Linked DNA regions of Homo sapiens: region 1 is linked to region 2. The links are chromatin loops, found by intact Hi-C in ENCODE. Cell type or tissue: CD4-positive, alpha-beta T cell. All regions are shown on one strand. Each heading gives the region's core, and the rest is flanking DNA. Links, peaks and the distances in the headings are about the cores only.

What was found. Hi-C counts contacts between places; a loop is a spot of excess contacts. Peaks named below come from ENCODE experiments on the same cell type or tissue, not always from the same donor. Only the 100,000 strongest peaks of a DNase experiment are listed, where the experiment ranks them.
Region 1: it touches region 2 in a loop (11-fold over the local background); 49 of 110 quality-filtered maps call a loop at or near these places.

The regions. Positions count from the first base shown.
Region 1 is chr11:35,237,132-35,239,952 of GRCh38, reverse strand. No RefSeq gene overlaps it. Among named protein-coding and RNA genes, the nearest start is that of CD44-AS1, 24 kb to the right of the region's middle. RefSeq lists enhancers at 1,772-1,841, 1,852-1,921. In CD4-positive, alpha-beta T cell, for the core only: CTCF peaks have their summits at 1,424 and 1,624 (motif pointing right); a DNase peak (open chromatin) is centred at 1,642.
Region 2 is chr11:34,996,688-34,999,508 of GRCh38, reverse strand. No RefSeq gene overlaps it. Among named protein-coding and RNA genes, the nearest start is that of MIR1343, 56 kb to the right of the region's middle. In CD4-positive, alpha-beta T cell, for the core only: CTCF peaks have their summits at 1,273 and 1,472; DNase peaks (open chromatin) are centred at 1,068 and 1,448.

The DNA of each region.
Region 1 (2,821 bases), core at 161-2,660, 240 kb before region 2:
TCAAAAAGATACTACCACACTGGGTTTCCCCTGGGTTACCTAAAATCAAGCACATCTCACCACCTCCAGGATTAATTTCTTTCAGAAACTCTCTGTTCTAACCTGTATGACATAAACCATTTTCTCCTACTCATTTTGACACTCTTACTAGCAGAATTAAATACCCTGGACTTATTATGCTAAAAGAGCATTCTCCCACCTTGCCTCTGAGATAGTTTATCAGACACCTCATTGTTATTTGACAATAAAGAATATCTTGTCCAAGTCGTACTTCCCTAAACCCTGGAGGCAGAGGGGAAGTCTCAGTTCATTCAGTCACAATGATAAGACTTAAAATGTAATCCCTTTGTGTGGTTCATCAACGAGATTAGATGATATTTTTTGGAACAGAAAACATTTCTAGCATAAAATTTCTGGGAATAAAGAATTTTCTAGAAAATGGATGTCTTATTGTCTACCTTTCTACAGAAATGAAGTAGACAATTACTTTTGTATTTTTAATGTTGAATTCTTTTTAAGGAACAATAAAAGGCAGAAAATAAGCCAGTCTCTTGTTTGAGTAGTCCTAGATTCTTTTAGGAAATTTCTTTAGCCAAGAGCTTCTTTGTAAATGAAAACTGAGAACCAAAGTTTGGCATATTATTAAACTTTTCCTCAAACATCAAATGAACAAGTAATCTGTGCCACACTTAGAATCAACTAATAGACATAAAGTGATTTACAGTCCCCAATAATTTTGACACTTGTTTAATAGCTCACTAATTTTGATGCCAGCCTTCTTTAAGAACTGAAATGAAAACTATTCCTGTTAAAAGAGTCAGTATGTTCAGGCAGAAGCAGTGTGGCATAGGAGTTAAGAGAGCATGTTCTAGGTCTGGGCTGTTTACATTGGCAGACTGCTCTGCCAGTTACTAGCAGAGTGACTATGCTTCCTCTGCCTTAGTTTCCCCATCTGTAGATGCAACATAATATGGTACTTCATCTCACAAGGTTGTGCAGAGTATCATTTCCGTTTTCTTATTTTAGCATGTCTGTACCAGGCACTGTTTTAAGATCTTTCAGGTATTATCTTGTTTAGTTCTGATAACTCTGTAAGCTATGTTCTACGATTACCTGTTAAACCACAGAGAGGTTAAATAACTTAATTTAGTTAACACATGCAACATGCTTAAGACAGTGCCCAAGTAGATAGCAAATGCTCAATTTCAGCCATTATAGATCAATATTCTATCTATCCCTCTGTCATAGCAGGTTCTTGGCTACAATTATCTGTGTCCTTCAGACAAGGATCTGTAGCGCAGCAATGGCGCAATGCCTGGCATATAGTAGATATTCAGTAAATGACGTTTAAATTGCAACTAATGAATGTTTCCTTCTTTTCATGATCTATAAATCCTTTTCAAAACACAAAATGTAGTTTAAAAAGAAAACGTGGACCATCAGTTATTCCCCAACCGTTTGTCCCAACTCAGGCAACCCAGTTCCATTCCCATTCCCACTCCCCACTAAGCCTTGAGTGCAAGGATGCCCACCTTCACCCTCTTCTTTCTGGTTTTACCTTGAGGATTCGAGAACGGAAGTCAGGCGGAAGGACTCAGTTTCTACGAAGACAAAGGGCATGTTGTAAAGCATCCACTAGGGGGCGCATTATCAACAGGGCAGAGAAGGCCAACAAGATGGTTGAAAACGAAGTTTCTGCAAAGGACGTGAACCTTGATGGGAAAATTTTCATTACTCTCATCCTTGGCTTGACAGATGAACACATTGCACTTTTCTCAGTCAGCTTTTACACAAAGGTCTAAATTTTGTCCAAGGGGGAAGTGATCTAAAACAGGGAGTCGGAGGTCCCTTGCCTATTGAGAGAGGTCCCAGCTTGCCACTGCCCTGAGGGAGAGTACAGCGCAGCCAATGACTCTGCTGCCCAGACCAGACTTTGTAGTTCTGAGTTGCTGTGCCTCCAAGCCCAGTGAAAGGGATTGAGAGAGTGGAAGAGAAGTAAAGTGTGGCCAAGACAACTTGCCCTGGAAGTGCAGCCAGCAAAACCCATTGAGGTTTGGAAGAGAGATGCTGTCCTTATTGAGACGCTTTTGAGTTTACTTTATACTTATTATGATTTAAATATCTGCTATATGCATAGACAGTCCTTATTAAATAGCTACTAACTTTCTTTCAGAACAATTGTTTGAAATCTTACTCTTCTTTGCATCCCTCTGACAGTTTACCCCTCTGACAGCTTTTCTTCACATTTCTCTCTTCATTTCTTAATGAGATTTAAAGAATCCTAGAAGAGGCGAAAATAAAAAGTAAATCTCTCACTGAACTCTAGTAACCCAAGCTGAAATTTGAAGCCCTTAGCCTTTATTATTGAAAACCTGTCTCTCCACTTCTGCATGGGTGAGTTCCCAAGGTCAAGGATCTTCAGAATCTCCAGAGCTAGGCCCTTGAAATTTCAATCTCATTTCTTCTCTCTCCCTATCTAGGGGTCACCTTGAAGGTTGGCTCTGGCAGAGCCTTTGTGTTATAGATGTTGGCAATAATAAACCTGCATATTCCACCCTTCCCCAGAAAACAGGAGTGGGAATCTCTTCTTCTTTTTGATACTATTTGGAAATCTTAGGGTGGGAGAGGGTAGGCTTTTCAGACCCCAGTGCTTAAAAGGGTTTGGGAGAGGTTCAGAAATTTTTGGAACACCTCTGACTTCTCCCAAATCATGGTTCATATTCTTTCTAGACCCCTACTGTGTATTCACACAAAAGTGATTAAGATAGCAGAAATGAGGGAAGGAAACCTATATGCGTCTACTATATTCCATCATTTTACA
Region 2 (2,821 bases), core at 245-2,744:
TATAGGTAAGAATACTGAGGCACAGAAATAAGGTTTTGCCAAGAGCGCAGTAACTTCTAAAGCTGAAACTAGCCTTAAAAGTCTTGATTTTAAGAGTATGCAAACTTGGGAAACAAAGTTACATACAATCACCAGTAGTTCCACTGGGAAGAATAACTTAAGTTATGGTATTAAGTACCATCTTATAAGTTCCTGATATACCATTCCCCATCAGACTGATGAGCTACTAAGTGCAATTTATGAGATTAAAAATTTAAATTTAACATCTTACATTTCCATAATACTTTATGCTTTATAAAGTGATATAATCAATGTTATTCCACTTGATCACAAGAGTCTTATATTTAAAAGGCTCATCTTTTAGTAATAGGAGTAACAGAATTTCATAAACTAAGAAATTTTAAAATATACATTTTAGGTATTAAAAAAAGCAAATCATGACTAATTAATGATTTTGCTAAAAGTTTCTCAACTTTTAATGAAAACCCATTTTCCTTAATGGTATGTATCATACAACAGAGGTTAAACTGAGAGATTCACAAAACATTCATTTTCCCAGGAAGAAAGCTGCTTGGACTTGTTGCAAAAAAAGCAAAGATACGGATAAAATGTGAAAATAGAATTTATATGATCAAAGAAACAAAAGACTGCTATTGAGAGGCTAATAATTTTTCAAAATACATCTGTAAACCTTACAGTTTCAATTAAATGGTGTTTCAATATTACAAGTCTAGACAAACCATATCCTCCCTCCAACCCTGTTTGCCCCCCATCTCCTGAAACCAATGGAGACACACACACATTTTTGTAATATAAAACTATGTAAAAGGATTTTATAGAAAGACTATTGCCTTTTCCATTCACAAAAAGTTTAAATGTCTACTGAAATACACTATTTGCTGTACATAACTTACTGGAATCTTATTCGTTTTCATATTGGTGAACGTGAGCCATGGAGGACTAGTGTTTTGGATGGGAAATTCTATCACTGTTCCTGCATTATCTGACTGAATACATCTACCCCATATATTCATAAGACACCTCATAGCATGGTAACATGCCAACTTTTACCCATTTCCTCCTTCTTTAAAGACACTGACCTAGTGCAGATCCTAATCAACTTATACTTTCATTATGGCAAAATCTTCCAGTTCTTTTCTGATGACTGCTATCCTCTCCCTGTTTTGACCTACTGACTTGCACATTATGGCCAGACTGATAAAAGTAAATCTGCACTGTTACTTCCTTCTTCAAAAATCAGTAAAAGTTTCCCACTAATAGCATCCCATTTAAATTAATGGTTAATTCTTACCGGCCATACACTTGATTCTTTCACTTCTTCACTTCACCTGAGACAAAGTCCATCATAATGCAGTATGTGCGGGACACGTTTTCCTTGAAAACTAAGATTTAAGTGCCAATTTAACTTTTCTCCCACACTTTCACTACAATATATTAACTTACAGCACCACCTATCTTTCAATAAAAGCTTAACCAAGAACTAGATTTACATTTAGCATAATGCCCTTAGGCTGGCTGATACAATTTAGTGTAAAATTAAGTCCAAAGTGCAAAATATTTTTTAAAAATCTAAAAATAAAAGTTTCATTCGACATTATATAAAATACCCATTAAGAGTATATATAAAGTTCTCAGTAATGTTTAAAACCAAGGACTCTGGCCAGTCGTATACCAATGACTTAAATTTAGCACAAAATAGTGAATGTAACTAAAAATTGCAATCAGCGAGCAGAGCCAGTTTGACTTATAAATTCTAATATTCATTGATATTTTCACATCCAAGTGTTAACTGGAATGTGTGTTGCCTTTTCCTTAGAAGTACTCCCAATATTTTGGTCATTTTTTCTGTTCAAACAAGAAACAAAAATGAAGAGGCAGAAATTTTTTTTATATCCTCTCAGTGTGATACCTATCTATTTTAAATAAATTAGTAGTATAATGTGGAAGGGGCCTGGTAGTGTAGCACACAGTTCAAACCAAGTATACCATACTCCTTTCTCAGTGTTATTCTTTGATCTCAAACTACAACAAAATTCTTTTTAGAAATGAAAACTTCCTTAATCTAAACCACCTCATCAGTATAGAAATACCAGAGACAATATTTTTGGTCAGAATGAACAAGCATTTGTACCAGAAGCTGAGAAGTCAAACCATGAGAGGCAGGTGATTATATGAAAAGCCTGGTTGTGAGGTCCATGAATTAAAACATCTTAAATTTATACAGCGATTTCCCTTGTACAGTTCAACTCTCTAAGGCAGGCTGAGTAAATATTAATGCCCATTTCACCTATAGGGAAACAGATGCACTACTGCTTATGTACGTCAGTTCATGAAAAGCAGAACTCTGAGTCAGGCTTATTTATGGCTGCCTCATCATGTTCTGTTCCTCAGATATAAAAATTAAAATGAACAAACAAACAACAACCACAACAAAAACAACGGCCTAGCACAGTAGCTCATGCCTGTGTAATCCCAGCACTTTGCGAGGCCAAGGTGGGTCGACTACTTGAGCCCAGGAGTTTGGGACCAGCCTGAGCAACATGGCAAGACCCTGTCTCTAAAAAAAAAAAATAGAAAAATTAGCCAGGCATGATGGTGCATGCCTTTAGTCCTTAGCTACTCGGGAGGCTGAGGGAGGAGGATCACTTGAGCCTAGGAGGTCGAGGTTGCAGTGATCTGTGATCCCAGCACTGCACTACAGCCTGGGCCACAGAGCAAGACCCCATCTCAAGAAAAAGTAGTAATAATAATAATAATTTCGATTAAAACTGACCTTGGAAATAATGTAACATAAAAATTA